Linked DNA regions of Mus musculus: region 1 is linked to region 2. Evidence: chromatin loops called from intact Hi-C (ENCODE). Cell type or tissue: left cerebral cortex. All regions are shown on one strand. Links, peaks and the distances in the headings refer to the core of each region. The heading gives the core; the rest is flanking DNA.

What was found. Peaks named below come from ENCODE experiments on the same cell type or tissue, not always from the same donor. Only the 100,000 strongest peaks of a DNase experiment are listed, where the experiment ranks them.
Region 1: it touches region 2 in a loop (15-fold over the local background); 6 of 42 quality-filtered maps call a loop at or near these places.

What each region holds. Positions count from the first base shown.
Region 1 is chr6:7,115,805-7,124,780 of GRCm38, forward strand. No RefSeq gene overlaps it. Among named protein-coding and RNA genes, the nearest start is that of Sdhaf3, 160 kb to the left of the region's middle. In left cerebral cortex, for the core only: a CTCF peak has its summit at 4,571 (motif pointing left); a DNase peak (open chromatin) is centred at 4,552.
Region 2 is chr6:6,998,313-7,007,288 of GRCm38, forward strand. The region is part of intron 1 of Sdhaf3 (succinate dehydrogenase complex assembly factor 3); the gene reads left to right. Among named protein-coding and RNA genes, the nearest start is that of Sdhaf3, 47 kb to the left of the region's middle. In left cerebral cortex, for the core only: CTCF peaks have their summits at 923 (motif pointing right), 4,937 (motif pointing right) and 5,899 (motif pointing right); a DNase peak (open chromatin) is centred at 6,005.

The DNA.
Region 1 (8,976 bases), core at 683-8,682, 120 kb after region 2:
GAAGCTGGAAAGAACCCAGATGCCCCTCAACAGAGGAATGGATACAGAAAATGTGGTACATTTACACAACGGAGTACTACTCAGCTATCAAAAAGAATGAATTTACGAAATTCCTAGGCAAATGGATGGACCTAGAGGGCATCATCCTGAGTGAGGTAACCCAATTACTAAAGAACTCACATGATATGTACTTAATGATAAGTGGATATTAGCCCAGAAACTAGAATGCCCAAGATATAAGATACAATTTGTGAAATACATGAAACTCAAGAAGAATGAAGACCAAAGTGTGGACACTTTGCCCCTTCTTAGAATTGGGAACAAAACACCCATGGAAGGAGTTACATAGACAACGTTTGGAGCTGAGACAAAAGGATTGATCATCTAGAGATTATCATATCCGGGGATCCATCTCATAATCAGCCTCCAAACGCTGACACCATTGCATATACTAGGAAGATTTTGCTGAAAGGACCCTGATGTAGCTGTTTCTAGTGAGACAATGCTGGGGCCTAGCAAATACAGAAGTGGATGCTCACAGTCAGCTATTGGATGGATCACAGGGCCCCCAATGGAGGAGCTAGAGAAAGTACCCAAGAGCTAAAGGGATCTGCAACTCTATAGGTGGAACAACAATATGAACTAAGCAGTACCCCCCAGAGCTCATGCCTCTAGCTGCATTTGTATCAGAAGATGGCCTAGTTGATCATCAGTGGAAAGAGAGGCCCATTGTAATGCAAACTTTATATGCCTCAGTATAGGGGAACGCCAGGGCCAAGAAGTGGGAGTGGGTGGGTAGGAGAGTGTGTGGGGGAGGGTATGGGGGACTTTTGAGATAGCACTGGAAATGTAAATGAAGAAAATACCTAATTTTTTAAAAAAGGAAAAAAAAGGTACTGAAAGCATTAATAGAGAAAGCCCAAGTCTTTCAAAGGAAGGGTCTTTAGAATACCATCAAACCTCTCAGCAGGAGACCTCCAACCAAAGTTGGTCAAGAGTATAGAAGGTCACAGTCACTACACAGCAATTTAGAACAAGTCTATCAAGAAGATATAATACAAATATATACGCATAAAAGTTGATTTCATGAAACAGAAGTGGATTCAGATAAAACAACAGTGGATCACTGGACAAAGCTGTCAAAAAGGAAACCTGAGATAAATGCATACTAGATTATACAGAATTGATATTGAGAAAAAATTCCACCCAACAAGCTGAAAACCTCACATTCTTTGTAGCAGTAAATAGAATTTTATAAACAGTAGACCATACTCTGATCTTTAAGTCTCCTCTTCTCTTCTCTTCTCTTCTCTTCTCTTCTCTTCTCTTCTCTTCTCTTCTCTTCTCTTCTCTTCTCTTCTTTTCTCTTCTCTTCTCTTCTTTTCCTTCCTCTTCTCCTTCCTTCCTTCCTTCCTTCCTTCCTTCCTTCCTTCCTTCCTTCCTTCCTTCCTTCCTTCCATGTGATCTCACGAAACTAAAAAGCTTCTGCAAAGCAAAGGATGCCATCAATAGGACAAAATGACAGCCTACAGAGTGGGAAAAGATCTTCACCAATCCCATATATGTCACAGTGCTGATATGGAAATTATATAAAGAACTCAAGAAACTAGATATAAATGACAGAAATAATTTAAAGTTAGGGTGCAGATCTAAACAAAGAAAACACTTAAATGTTCAACATTCCTAGCCATCAAACTGCTTTTGATTCTGAGGCAGCATACATAAATCTTGCACAGGTTTGCACCAAATATGCTCATAGAATTGAAAGAAGCCCCTATCCCTAACCCAGAAACTATCTCAGGTTCATAACTACTTGCAAATGAAAAATTAGTTTTCTCCAATGGAGTCTCACTGGGGAAACAAACTACTTTTAAACTTAGGTCCCATATCTAGGAATAGATGTTGTGGTGGTTTGAATAGATTTGACCCCCCATAGATACATGTATTTGAATGCTTGGTCATAAGGAGTGGCACTATTAAGAGACATGGCCTTGTTGGAGAAAGAGTGTCACTGTGTAGTGGGCTTTGAGCTCTCCTATGTTCAAGCTCTGCCCATTGTGTCATCAGAGCCTCCTCCTGGCTGCCTGTGGAGGACAATCCCCTTTTGTTGCCTGCAGATCAAAATGTAGAACTTTTAGCTCCTCTAGCACCATGTCTCCCTATACATTGCCATGCTTTCTGCCACAATGATAATGGACTGAACTTCTGAAAATATAAGCCAGCCCCAATTAAGTTTTTTTTTTTTTTTTAAAATAAGAGTTGCCTTAGTCATGGTGTGTCTGCACAGCAATAAAATGCTAACTAAGACAGATGGCCAGCAGAAGATGAACTCTATGGTATCTTTGGGGGTTCTTTGCCTGATAATAACAATGCTAAGTTAGGGCATTGTTTTGTTTGTTTGTTTGTTTTTAAACATTATAGACCCTTTGAATATATATTATGGCTTCTAATCTTGTTTTATGGTATTCCTGGATGTATAGATGCATGTCTCTGTCTATATGCATTTCTTGTACTTCTTTGGCTCTTTTTTTTCTAATTGTGTGCTTTGTCTTATTCCTGCTGTTTGTTTTTGTTTTATATTATTTTACTTTATTATTATTCATTTGATATTTCTTGGCTTTCTAATGAGGGACAGAAAGGGTGTGGCTCCAGATGGCAGGGTAGGTGGGGGAAGAACTGGAGTAGAGGAACCATAATCAGACCATATTGTATGATAAAACCTCTCTTTCTCAGTAAAATAAAAACAGAAGACATTAGAATTCTAACCATATACGAATTAAACTGTGGTGTTCTCAATGTCATTAAAAAATGTACTGGAAGCCGGGCATGGTGGCGCACACCTTTAATCCCAGCACTCGGGAGGCAGAGGCAGGCAGGCGGATTTCTGAGTTCGAAGCCAGCCTGGTCTACAAAGTGAGTTCCAGGACAGCCAGGGCTATACAGAGAAACCCTGTCTCGAAAAACCAAAAAAAAAAAAAAAAACAAAAACAAAAACAAAAATAAAACAAAAACAAACAAAAAAAACCCAATAGGAGTTTGTGATTTCAATACTCAATTTTCTCCAATCTATAGATCATCTGGACAAAGAAAAATAAAGAGACAACAGAATTAAAGGACATTATACATCAAATGGACCTACAGATTCCTTCAGAATATTCCATCCAAATACCAATTAATGTACATTCTATTCAGCAGACCATGGAAGCTTTTCTAAAATAGACTACATATTAGACCTAAAGCAAATGTCAAAATATACAGAAAGATTGAAATTGTATCCTTTATGACCATTAAGCAATAAAACAAAACATCAGCAAAGAAATCTCTAGTAAGTACAAAAATTCATGGAGATTAAATAATTCATTATTGAATTATGAATGAGTCAAAGTGAAATCAAGGAAGAAATAAAAAATAATCCCTGGAAATAAAGGAAAATGAAAAAACAATACAAGCCATTCCATGGGATACAGCAAAAGCAGAGCTAAGAGGAATGTGTACAGCTCTAAGTCACTACACTACAAAGCCAACGCACATAAACAAATGGCATAGTGATGTAACTCAGCAATCTGGAACAAGAAAGCCCGACTTAAAGTCAGGAGGTGGCAAGAAATAATAAAAATGAAGGCAGAAGAGAGAGAGAGAGAGAGAGAGAGAGAGAGAGAGAGAGAGAGAGAGAGAGAGAATCTCAAACTAACAGAATTAGAAACAAACAGGGAAATCTCACAACACATACCAAAGAAATTCACAGTCTCCTAAGGGAATACTTAAAATATCTTCACCCTGTTTAAACTGGAAAGCCTAAAAGAAATAGACAAATTTCTTGGTTCATCCAAACCAAATTTCACCCACTGTGTTTAGCTAGGGTTACTTAGATGTCAATCCATCTCACCAGCCCAGAACTGATTCAAATTTGTTTGACTTGTGTATCTATTTTATTTGTAAGCCTGGCATTGTATAACATTTCTCAGGTGAGGAGGAGCTCCAAGTGGTAGGTATTTAAAAGGCCCTGGAATGAAGAACTCAAAAATGTTGCCAAACAGCAACACCTACTGAATTCTAAGAGACAGTCAGGTTAATATTGTTCTGAAGTGAGTTATCTTCAAGTCAATTGGTATCTTTGAAGCAATTGCAATAAAAATACCACCAAATTTCTCTTTTCGATTTCATATAGATTCTGATCACTATTAGTGAGGATTTACTCAGAAATTTAAGTAAGCAGAGTGACATTTTAATCCAGAATTATAAAGATCAATATATAAATGTAAGTAATTCCTAAACTGTTGGGAAGCACACTGAGAACCATAAAATTTGGGGAAAGATGGGTTCCAAGTTTGGAGGAGGATTTATTTCCTGGATAATACAGGTACCCCAGAGCTGTGATGGTTGATCTCCAGGTTGGCCCTGGAATGTGTGAAAAAGTGTAATGAGCCTGCTGTTACTGAGTGGCAAACAATGCAAATTGATGTCATCTGGTGCCACTGTGCCCAGCTGTGGGCATGCTAACAAGAACAGCAAACAGGCAGGGTGACCTTTGTCCTCTTCCTTTCAGTCGTCCTTTAGCGCCCTCTAGTGCCAGAGTCTATCTTGAATGCAGTTTTTAGAAGGGTGTTGGATTTGTAGAGTCAGAACCCCACAGGACTAAGAGAACACAGATGTGGCTGGAAGATGAGAGTGGAGTTTATATCATAGAGCGCGGTAGATGCCAAGTCTATCATTTTGAAATTGAAGTGTGAGGAATGTGCCCTTTTCAAATATTAAAGCAACTTATAACTGTTATAAAAAAGTTTGTAATTAACATTAGAGTACAAAATAGTGAGAAACAGTGAGCTGTCATCAGTAATCTTTATAAAAAGAGCAGTGTGTGTGTGTGTGTGTGTGTGTGTGTGAGTGTTTGTGTGTGTGTGAGTGTGTGTGTGTGAGTGTGTGTGTGTATGTGTGTGTGTGAGAGTGTGTGTGAGTGTGTGTGTGTGAGTGTGTGTGTGTGAGTGTGTGTGTGAGTGTGTGTGAGTGTGTGTGTGTATGTGTGTGTGTGAGTGTGTGTGTGTGTGTGTGAGTGTGTGTGTATGTGTGTGTGTGTAAGAGAGAGAGAGCATGTAATCTTCCCATTTCTATTTAAAAACTTTTGTGTGTGTGTGTAATTTATTTTTCTAGACAAGCTTTCTCTGTGTAAAGTTCCTGGCTGTCCTGGAACTCGCTTGGCAGAACAGGCTGACCTTGAACTCACAGAGATCTGCCTGCCTCTGCCTCTGCCTCTGGAGCCCTGGGATTAAAGGCGTGTGCCACATACCAGCCTTATTTAAAGCCCTTTTGTACCATATATCTTGATCATAGTATTTCCTCCCAGAGCTTTTCTACCTCCCTACCCAATCAAGTTCATGTTTTTGCTCTTTCTTAAATAACAACCACCCAGGTAAAACAGCAAAGCCCCAAAACAATATCAAAATAGACAAACTGAAAACAAACAAACAAACCCAACTAAACAACCAAAAACCAGAAAAACAGAAAAAAGTATAAATTAGACTAAAAATACCAAAACAAAAAGAACATACACATAACCATGGAGTTTCTTCATGTTAGCTAAGTACTGCTGGTCGTGGGGCCTGCCTGTTTTGTAGTTCATGTACTAAAAGGGTCACCCTAATATCATGCTACCAGTGTCATAGTACCTTGTCTTAAATAAGAATTGTGGTAGAAAACCAGAGAATTTTGTGGAAAGGGTGTGCTTGGGTCCCAAGTAAGGTCCAGGTATATTAAAAGAAGCCTAATTATAAAAAGTAAGGTTGCACAGTGTTTTAAAGAATATGTAGAGGACCATTGGTATGATATAATTATGGATAATGAACACTCCCACCAGACTCAAAGCCATATGAGGAAACTTGGCTTTTTACACAGAGACGGTTGCTACAGCCCTTGCTGAGAAATGAGAAGCATACTGGGAGAAGACACAACTTCTCTAACTGACAAGAGATGAAAGTCTCAGATGTTCACGAAATTCTACTAAATCATGGGGGTTGGGGGACAAAATGCAATACATGATGGGCATGGTGTTGTGGTGGGCACGGCTTAGTTGCCCAGGCTCCTGCAGATACTCCTCCACTTCTGCTTGTGTAATCAAGCTAACATAAACCAGTGGTTACAAAAGTGACCTGGAGATAGGAGGGGCTCTTGGGAAGGAGAGAGGCTTCATGGGAAGTAGGAGAGGAATGTGAGAGGCAATGGGATGCTAAAATGACCAAAATTCATTATATGTATTAAGGAACAATTTCAGAAATTAAAAAAATAGGCAAAACATATAAGCAAACATTTGATAAAAAAATTCGAGTGGTAAAATATATTCATGATACTATTTAAAATATGCAACGTTTGCAAAGGACATTTCATGAGTTTCTCTAATTTATTACAAAGAAAGGGGGGGGAAACCAAGACAATCCCCACTCCCCAAATGATATTCCAAGGTTTTCTGGAATCCACTTAGACTTAAAGATCACAGTGCAAGAATTCTAATGGAGATACATCAAGCAAGAGAAAGATGGGTTAAATGTATTCATTAGCACCTTGCTTCTGTTAGCTTCTGTCAGCCACTTAGAGACCCCAGTGAAAAAGCTCCTTTATAGTAATGGCTTCCAGAGCATATCATCTGTTCAAAGTTTGTGTGGCTCAAACACTCAGTGTGGTTATTATTTTATGTCTACATTTTCTCTTAAAGTCAGTGGCTAGTTAGGTGAATGTGTGTGGTATAATATCCACTAGATTGACAAGATATATAACAGGATAATATGGAGTGTTGGTGAGGCTTTGAGGAGAGAGGACTCTTTGTGCCTGGCTGGTGGGTATTTCCAGGAACCGGTGAAAATGAATAGGCATTTACTGCCAGACTGCTAAAGCCCTAGGCCTCAGTGCATGGTGCACAAGCATGCGTATTTCTTACAGCACTGCTTATGATAGCAGAGGAAAGGAAGACATACTGTCTATCACCAGTGAATCAGTTTAGTAAGCTCTGGAGGATGTGGTCAGAAGTTATGAGATGCACGTACAGTTAGCAATGGCAAGGATGGGTTTTGCAGGCAGTGTGGACACAGAAGATAAAGAAAAGAACCTCTATGGGAGAAAAGTGTTCATTTAGATGAGGAAAGAGAGCAATTACTATAGAACAACATTAGAATCTCTTAAGGTATATTTATGTTGGTCTTAATTTCATGCATTGAACCACGAGATAAATACTGCCTCCTCCCAGCACTTATGTACAAAGGGAGGAAGAAAAGAAATTATTGGAGGGGTGATCAGTGTACAGGAACAAATGGAATATGGTATAAGGATCAGCATAAAAAGACCAAACAAAGAACAGACATGTGCACCCACAAATAACAAGTCTGGTCACACAAATATTTCTACTGCAGAAATGTGCAGGGCTGGGTATGGAGAGAGTGAAAGAGAGACAAAAGAGAAGGGATGGAGATACAGAATCAAAGGAAACAGGTCAAGGGCTCCACTACCGAGTTACACCCCTAGATCTTGGAACTTTACTGTTTGCCAGTGTTGAGTAACTGTCCGGTGTCCAATGTGCGAAGCTGCCTTGTACTCTGGAATCACAGCAGAGAGGGGCCCTGTAGTCGGCTTGCACAGGTGTAATCAGACATTTTATTATTCCCCTGCCCTCTACCTATTTGGGCCTCTGCTGTTTCCATGTGCCCAACTTCTATCTATCCTACAAAACCTTCTTATATGGAAACTGCCTGGAAGCCTTTCTTGCTCACTCTAAGCAGATAGAGCTTCCCCTTTGGTGAACCCACATCTTTGTGTAACTTTTCTCCGACTTTTGCCACACTTTGAATGATAATGTTTTTTACGTGCTTGTTTTATTTTGACTTTCAGGCTATAACGTTTTAAGGACAGATCCTGCATAGTTCATCATTTTCTTTGCTGCCAGCCCAGCATGGTTGTGTTAGGGAACAGTTGCCAAATTTATGTAAAATTGCTTTGGAACCCTTCGAGCAGGGGATATGATATCACGTAACAAATCTGGCTAGCTAGGTTGGCAGGTTAGTAGTGGTTGGAGGCGCTGCTTTCAGTTGTTCTCAGAAGGATCCATTTACTGTCTGATGCCTAATAGTTTACTCATTGCTTTAGGTTAGAATCCCCTAAAGGTAATACACCTCTTTACTATATGACTGTGGCTGATGACAGCTCTTCTCAAACGTTAGGTTTTTTAGATAGGGACACACATATATGTGCTTGTGTGTCTGCTCTGGAGTGGAATAGACAACTGGTCATGAGAAGGATGGCAAACAGTGAGAGTGCCCCTTTAAATACTACACCAACTAGATCAAGGGATAGTTTAGAGGCAGAGGGCTAAGACTATCGTTAATAGTTTCAAGCCTGCTCAAAAGACAGTTGAAGGCTTATACTGGGAATTCAGAGGGGGGCTAGCATGGGTGGCGCACACATTTAATCCCAGATCTTGGGAGGCAGAGGCAGGATGATTTCTATGGGTTCAAGGCCAGTCTGGTCTACATAGTGAGTTTCAGAACAGACTGGGATATTTAGACAGTCTCACAACAAGCAGAAGGAATTGGTTGGATTACTAATGGGCTCTTATCTGGATCAACACATTAGACTTCTGTCTTTCCCTACATGAGAAGTGTGCATACAGACATAATTAGAGGTTGAAATTATTTATCTTGCTACCAATGAAAGCTGAATTCAAGATGGCCTCAATTCTACCCTCTGCCCCTGATTTGATACATCTATTTCATTTCCTCTTGCAGTCATTGACACGTCCCCTGAAGTGGCAGCCTCTCCAGAAGCCTCACTACACACTTTCACTAGAGAGTGATGAAAGATGTTTTTGTTGTGACTTCAAGATGACCTACAAAGATAAGCAAGGGATGAGGAGCCTGGTGGTTCCATTCATTCTTCCAATGTAGCCAGATAGCTACTTCACCCCACTTTCTAGGATGAATGAAGTGGTGGAGAGAGGCT
Region 2 (8,976 bases), core at 494-8,493:
CTTAATATAAATATCTGATATGCAGGACATGTGCAATCCCAGTGAAAGGGTTGTTTAACCCTCAAGGGGTCTTGGCCACAAGTTAATCACTGCCTTAGGAGAAAAGTCAGTGACTATACTGATGTCCAAGTTGCACAAAAGCTAACTAAACAAGTGGACTTACTGTAGTGTTTATAAAAATTGAGAGCCCCATCAAGGCTTAACTTATTTTTTTTAATAAACACAAAAGAATTTCATGTTTAGGGATTGGAAGAGGACAATTCTCCACAATTGGATCTTAAGTTTAATAAAATTCCTACAAGATAAACTTATTCTGACAAATTATATGGAAAAGTACAGGTTTCAGACTAGTTTAAACAAACTTTGAAACAAATAGAGTATAAAGAGGTGGATGGAATTTGTACGAAAGAGACACAAATTAAAACCACAATGAAATTATCAGAACACATTTAACAGAACTGACAGAGTATAATGTACGATAATATCAAATGCAAAGCAGTATACAGATTATTAATACAAAACTAAGCATGAAATAACTACATTTTAGCAATTGTAATCTTTATTTTGTGTTTACCTTGAACACTTGTGTTAACACAGAAAATTGTACACAAATGTTTATATATTTATTTGTTATATTTAGAAATTAGACATTAACTGACATGACCTTCAAAGGTAGATGTTTAAACAAACTAGTTCATTCCATGGGATGCTATTAAATAATGAAAATACACCCAAGCAACAACTTGGACGGTGACTATGCTGAATAAAAACTGGCGGCCTAGAAAGTTAATCACAATTTACTTTATATGACAAAATTTCAGATTTATTTTTATAAATTTGTTTTTATGTTTATGTGTGTGTGTGTCTGTCTGCATATGCACCATATGCATATTGTTCCTATAGTGGCCGCTAGAGGGCAGAAGACACCCTGGTACTGGTGCTAAGTCACCTAAGTGGTTGTAAGTTGCTCTGTGAATACTGGGAACCAACACCTAGTCCTTTAAAATGAGTGCATGTTTTTAACCCCAGCATTTTTCTTTTCCCTTCTTTCTTTTCTTTTTCTTTTTTTGATATTTTCTTTATTTACATTTCAAATGTTATCCCCTTTCCTAGTTTCCCCCTCCAAAAATCCCCTATCCCTTCTCCCTTCCTACTGCTCACCAACCCACCCACTCCTGCTTCCTGGCCCTGGCATTTCCCTATACTGAGGCATAGAACCTTCACAGGACCAAGGGCCTCTCCTCCCGTTGATCACCAACTAGCCCATCCTCTGCTACATATACAGCTAGAGCCACGAGTCCCACAGTATGTTTTTTTGATTGGTGGTTTAGTCCCAGGGAGCTCTGGGGGTACTGGTTACTTCATATTGTTGTTCCTCCTATGGGGCTGCAAAACCCTTCAGCTCCTTGGATACTTTCTCTAGCTCCTTCATTGGGAACTCTGTGCTCTGTCCAATGGATGGCTGTGAGCATCCACTTCTGTATTTGTCAGGCACTGGCAGAGCCTCTCAGGAGACAGCTATATCAGGCTCCTGTCAGGAAGCTCATGTTGGCCTCCACAATAGTGTCTGGGTTTGGTGGTTGTTTATGGGATGGATCCCAAGGTGGGACTGTCTCTTCAGTCATTCCTTCAGTCTCTGCTCCAACTTTGTCTATGTATCTCCTTCCATGGGTATTTTGTTCCCCCTCTAAGAAGGATTGAAGTATCCACACTTCTTCTTGAGTTTCATGTGTTTTGCAAATTGTGTCTTGGGTACTCCGAGCTTCTGGGCTAATATCCACTTATCAGTGAGTGCATACCATGTGTGTTCTTTTGTGATTGGGTTATCTCACTTAGAATGATATCCTTCCAGATCTCTCCATTTGCCTAAGAATTTTATGAATTCATTGTTAATATCGTCATCATTTTTAATAGCTGAGTAGTACTCCATTGAGTAAATGTACAACATTTTCTGTATCCATTCCTCTGTTGAAGGATATCAGGGTTCTTTACAGCTTCTGGCCATTATAAATAAGGCTGCTGTGAATATAGTAGAGCATGTGTCCTTATTACATATTGGAGCATCTTCTGGGTATAGGCCCAGGAGTGGTATAGCTGAGTCCTCAAGTAGTACTATGTCCTACTTTCTGAGGAACTGCCAAACTGATTTCCAGAGTGGTTGTACAAGCTTGCAATCCCACCAACAATGGAGGAGAGTTCCTCTTTCTCCACATCCTCACCAGCATCTGCTGTCACCTGAATATTTGATCTTAGCCATTCTGACTAGTGTGAGGTGGAATCTCAGGGTTGTTTTGATTTGCATTTCCTTGATGATTAATAATGTTGAACATTTTTTTAGGTGCTTCTCAGCCATGTGCTATTCCTCAGTTGAGAATTCTTTGTTTAGCTCTGTACCCCACTTTTTTTATAGGGTTATTTGGTTTTCTGGAGTCAAACTTCTTGAGTTCTTTGTATATATTGAATTTTAACCCTCTATTGGATTTAGGATTGGTAAAGATATTTTCCCAATCTGTTGGTGGCCTTTTTGTGTTATTGACAGTGTCCTTTGCCTTACAGAAGCTTTGCAATTTTATGAGGTCCCATTTGTTAATTCTTGATCTTACAGCACAAGCCATTGGTGTTCTGTTTAGGAATTTTTCCCCCTGTGCCCATATCTTTGAGGCTTTTCCCCACTTACTCCTCTATAAGATTCAGTGTCTCTGGTCTTTTGTGGAGTTCCTTGATCCACTTAGACTTGAACTTTGTACAAGGAGATAAGAATGGATCAATTTGCATTCTTCAACATGCTAATCAACTGTTGAGGCAGCACCATTTGTTAAAAATGCTGTCTTTTTTCCACGGGATGGTTTTAGCTTCTTTGTCAAAGATCAAATGACCATAGGTGTGTGGGTTCATTTCTGGGTCTTCAATTCTATTCCATCGATCTACCTGTCTGTCACTGTACCAGTACCATACAGTTTTTAATCACAATTGCTCTGTAGTACAGCTTGAGGTCAGGCATGGTGAATCCACCAGAGGTTCTTTTATCCTTGAGAAGAGTTTTTGCTATCCTAGGTTTTTTGTTATTCCAGATGAATTTTCAAATTGCCCTTTCTAACTCTGTGAAAAATTGAATTGGAATTTTGGTGGAGATTGCACTGAATCTGTAGATTGCTTCAGCAAGATAAGGCTTATCTTCTTAAATGGTACTTCATGATATGAGAATGCAGGACACTTCAATTCCTGGTTTGGTCAGTGTTGTTGTCTTGCTATGTGGCAACCGATACATGTTTGGTCTTTATAGAAACTGGTACCCCAGGGACTGGAGAGATGGCTTAGTGGTTAAGAACATTGGTAGCTCTTCCAGAGGATCCAGGTTTGATTCTCAGCACCCAGGTAACTAAGTTCTAAGGAATATAATGTTGCTTCTGATTCTTTGAGGAAACCAGAAATACAGACAGTGCACACACACACACACACACACACACACACACACACACACACACTCACACACACACACTCATACACCTAAAATAAAATAAACCTAATTAAAAAAAGACCTGCTACCAGAGATCTGAGGTTTCCAAGTATTCAGAACAAGTTTGAATAGTATAATATCCTTTTCATTTGTTTCATGTAGTATTTTAAGTGCCTGATGCAGGGAGAGATATGGCATACGCCTTTAATCCCAGCACTCACGAGGCAGAGGCAGGTGGATTTCTGAGTTAGAGGCCAGCCTGGTCTACAAAGTGAGTTCCAGGACAGCCAGAGCTACAGAGAAACCCTGTCTCAAAAAACAAAACAAAACAAAAACAAAGCAAAGAATTTTTTTCCCCCCTCAGGGCTATCCTGGAACTCACTCTGTAGACGAGGCTGGCCTTGAACTCAGAAATCCACCTGCCTCTACCTCCCGAGTGCTGGGATTAAAGGCGTGTGCCACCACGCCTGGCTAAGAATGTTTTAAGAGTAATGTGGAAGAAACCTGAAACTGAGTGCTAGCCATGTGGTTTCCTTAGGCTGCAGTGAGTGCCATTTTCTTCAGGAAGAAGAGAGAAGGAGCATGCCCACATGTTACACAGAATTTAACATTTGCTTTGAAGTGGTTTACAAGTGGATTTCGTTATTTGTATTTGAACCTGAGGCTAACCTAATTGCCCTAGGCATATGAGTGAGGTAACACAATCACAAAAGAACTCAAATGATATGTACTCACTGATAAGTGGATATTAGCCCAGAAACTTAGTATACCCGAGATATAAGATACAATTTGCAAAACACATGAAACTGAAGAAGAACGAAGACCAAAGTGTGGACACTTTGCCCCTTCTTAGAATTGGAAACAATCACCCATGGAAGGAGTTACAGAGGCAAAGTTCGGAGCTGAGACCAAAGGATGGACCATCTAGAGACTGCCATATCCAGGGATCCATCCCATAATTAGCCTCCAAGCGATGACACCATTGCATACACTAGAAAGATTTTGCTGAAAGGACCCTGATATAGCTGTCTCTTGTGAGACTAGGCAGGGGCCTAGCAAACACATAAGTAGATGCTCACAGTCAGCTATTGGATGGAGCACAGCGCCCCCAATGGAGGAGCTAGAGAAAGTATCCAAGGAGCTAAAGAGATCTGCAACCCTGTAGGTGCAACAACATTATGAACTAATCAGTACCCGGGAGCTCTTGACTCTAGCTGCATATGTATCAAAAGATGGCCTAGTCGGCCATCACTGGAAAGAGAGGCCCATTGGACACGCAAACTTTATATGCCCCAGTACAGGGGAATGCCAGGGCCAAAAAATGGGAATGGGTGGGTAGGGAAGTGGCGGGGAGGGTATGGGGGACTTTTGGGATAGCATTCTAAATGTAATTGAGGAAAATACGTAATAATAAAAAAAATTTTAAAAATTTTGTGTAATTTCACAACCTTCCACTTGGTGGCAGAAAATCCTTATGTATAGAAAGACTTTACAGCCAGAAAACTTTTAGTCCAAGCATCAACATTCATAAATTATTTAAGTTAGGTATGTTGTTGCCATCCTACATATCTTACGTGCATACTGAGTTTAAAATAAAGTTGTTCTTCCTATGTTTTCTATGAAGTTTTTTTTCTTTTTTTTTCTTTTTTTCCAATTTTTTATTAGGTATTTTTGGGTATGCTATCCGGAAAGTCCCCTATGCTCTCTCCCCCCACCCCCCACTCCCCTACCCATCTTTCTATGAAGTTTTAATCCATTTTGAAGGGGTCATTGAATGTTTCTGAATAGCATTTATGTAATTGTGTTTTCTTAGGAGAAATTGAGAAGAGTTATGTTAGCTCCAGTGTAAAAACTAATGTGTGAGCTAGAGAAAGCACCCAAGGAGCTGAAGGGGTCTGCAGCCCTATAGGTGGAAAAACAATATGAACTAACCAGTACCTCCAGAGCTCGTGTCTCTAGCTCCATATGTAGCAGAAGATGGTCTAGTCAGCCATCACTGGGAAGAGAGGCCCCTTGGTCTAGCAAAATTTATATGCCCCAGTACAAGGGAATGCCAGGGCCAAGAAGTGGGAGTGAGTGGGTAGGGGAGCAGGGTCGGGGAGGGCATAGGGGAGTTTTGGAATAGCATTTGAAATGTAAATGAAGAAAATATCTCATAAAAAATTTAAAAAACTAATGTGTGACATGAAAAAATTAATAATTGATTCACTAAGATTTTTTGTATTAAGTTATTTTTTTTGCCTTTTTTTCACTGTTTTCAAAGTCTTCTCTATATTTTCCTATTCTTAACTGAGGAAATTAATTCATGCAGTATATTTTATGTAAATGTCCATTATGTGTTAGGTACCATTCTACGTACTGATGACCATAGGTAGTAGCAAACAAAAAAATCCAAGGAGGCTGGCAGAATTTCTCGGTGGGCCAAGGTGCCTGTGGTCAGACTGTATTTAATATTGGATCCACAAGAGGGCAGGAGAGAACCAGTTTCTGAGAGCTGTTCTTTGACCTACACATGCCCAACACACAGACACACACACACATAGACACACACATACATAGACACACACACACACACACACACACACACACACACACACACTCTTAATAAGAAATTAACTAAACAAAATACAAGACAAGCAAACTGTGACATGATAGGGGTTTTTGTTTGTTTTAGATTTATTTGTGTATGTGTCTCTGTGTATGAATGTACAGGTGCCTTTGGAGTATCAGAAGAGGATGTCAGATCTCTTGCAACTTGAGGTGCAGGAAGTTGTAAGCTGTCTGGCATGCGTGCTGGAGACTGGAGAGCATTTAGAGCCCTCAGTCCCTGGCACACCTTTCAGCCTTTCCAGTCATAGTGTTCATATGCACCAAGTATAAAATGTATTTGAGTTAGTGTTCGTCATGTTTCTAGAACAGAATACACTGTCTGTGACCTTCTTAAGAGCATGCAGCTTTTCCATGGGCAGAACAGACGGTTGGAGTGTGGGGCTAAGAGTGATGTGATGACCTAAAATGTCAAGTTAGACATTTAGAAAACTGCTGAAAAAAGTCAAACTCTTCTTTTCCCTCTGTTTTTGAAGAGTAGATGGTAATGACTAAAAGGACACTGGTTACTTTCTGTCTGTAACATTTTGACATTTTTCAGTGAGCTTAAATGTTTTTCTTTTTTAAAGCAGTATTTGTATTTTTTAGTTTTTGAAAATTTTATATTATGTATTTTGAACATATTCACCCACTGTCTGACCCAGTGTTATTGCTCTTAAGAAACATCATAACTACTGCAACACTTATACAAGAAAGCATGTCATTGGGGCTTGCTTGAAGTTCTAGAGGTTTAATCATGGTGGGAGCATGGCAGCATGTAGGCGGATACTTCTGGAGAAGTAGCTGAAAGATCCATGCTGATCTGGAGATAGAGAGACTCTGGGCTTTTGAAACCTCAAAGCCCAGCCCCAGTGATCTACCTCCTCCAACAAGGTCACACCTCCTAATCTGGTGACCAAGCCTATGGGAGCCATTCTCACTAAAATCACCACAGCCCCTAACTGCTTTCCTAACTGTCCCCTCTACCCTCCGGCCATCTCTTCTACCCTTTCTGTCATGTTTTTGCATAATTTGATATCAGGCTGTGGTGCATGTAGGGAATGAAAGAAGTACAAAGGCACCGTCTCCGTATATGTTTGAAATACCAATTAATTGACTTAGAAAACTGGGCTTCATTGTTAGAACTGTAATATAATTATTTAGAATGGATGTTGCTGTGAAGATAAGTTTTCAAGTTATGAAAACATATCTGGGTACTTTATGGCAAAAACAATTCCATTTACATGACCATTGTAAAAAAGAACATAAAATAACTAGTGATAGGCCACACCTCTGCCTTTTAGCTGTTCGTATCTCTAAAGCTTTTTCTTTGTTTCCCTAAAGAATATACTTATGGTTTTGTTTTTAAAAATTTCTTAGAATTGCCTGCAGTCCTTTTTGAAGGTACGTTTTTGGGAAAATTGACCTCCATGTGAGTGCGGAGACAGGCAGAGAATCTCAGGGTGAATTCTGCTCAATAGAAGATGCTCTTAGATCAGCATCTTTGGTGTGTTCGATGTGTTTCCGTGCATTAAACATTTAAACCTAAATGTTTTATAGGCACTGTCTTTTTGTCTCCAGTTGGATGAGCTTACTTTGGAAGTTTTGTGAAACCATTTGTCCCATCAGTTGTCCTTGTTTCAGATTATTATGAGTGCTTTGACAGAGTCAGATGCTCCAAATCATGTACCTTCTTTTCCATTTTGGCATAAGTGTGAGCAGGTCCCATTAAACAGGAGACCCCTGTGCCCCTAATACCACTCCAGAGGCTGGGTGCTCACTTACAGAGTTTTGTCAAGTCTTGCGCGCGCTCGACTGGCCAGGAAGAACGACGTTGCAACAGGATCCTTCTGCACACGTTTATTGGGAGAGCTTGATTGTAGAGGCGAAAAGACCCCGAGCCCAGAACTGGTGCTGCTTTTATAGGCCTAGGAGGGGCGTGTCTCACACCCGGATCTGTTATGCACTAAGCCTCATTTGCATGTTCCTCATCTGATTGGCTACTCTCTCGCAGTACCTTACAGAACCTCATTATCATACCTCATTTGCATGTCTCACATCTGATTGGTTATACTCTCAGTACCTTACAGAACCTCATTATCATACCTCATTTGCATGTCTCACATCTGATTGGTTATACTCTCAGTACCTTACAGAACCTCATTATCATGCCTGGGCCAGGCAGTGTCTTTGCAAAAAACTTTACTGCATATGTACACATTGGTTGTTTGTCCAATCTTATGCGTGGTGGCCAGCAGTAGTCAGTGCCACTCAGCAACGGCACATGTGGCTTCCCACATCTCCCCCTGTTTGTTTTAATAAAATGAGGCTGGACTAGGCCTGTGCAATTATGCCCATCCGCCGTGGCTCCTGTTTTAGGTCGTTCCTCTAATGTCACAGCCTTACCCGTCATAGGGTAACCCTATCGCCACCGGGCCCCATGTCTTAGGTTGGACTGTGCACGAGGAAAGTTGCCCGTCTCTGGATACTGCAGTGCTGTGTGACAATAACTGCTAGCTAAATGACCTAGGGCGAACTCTGCAAAAGAGGCCAGCCAAAAAATGAATTAGTGGGGAAATCATGATCACCCTATTGATGAGCAAGGGCTGATCAATGATTGTTGAGTCTCTCTCATCTAATCTCATGCTGACTAATTCTTGAGCATAGATAACCAAATTTCAGGGGAGGAGCCGTTTTCAATAGCTAAAAGTGCCTGAGTTATAATCACCTTGTCACGTTTTTGTTGAGTTCTGAATTTGCATACCAATCAGCATGAACACCAGTCCACAGCATATGGCAGCACCAAACAAAATCACTCCCACCCATTCCTTAAAGTAAGAAAAAGCAGAGGTAAGCCAAGAAGTAAAGTCTCCGAGGGTCACTGGTTCCACTCTGGTCCCATTAAGGTTCAGGATCTGTATCTGCAGCCTCGT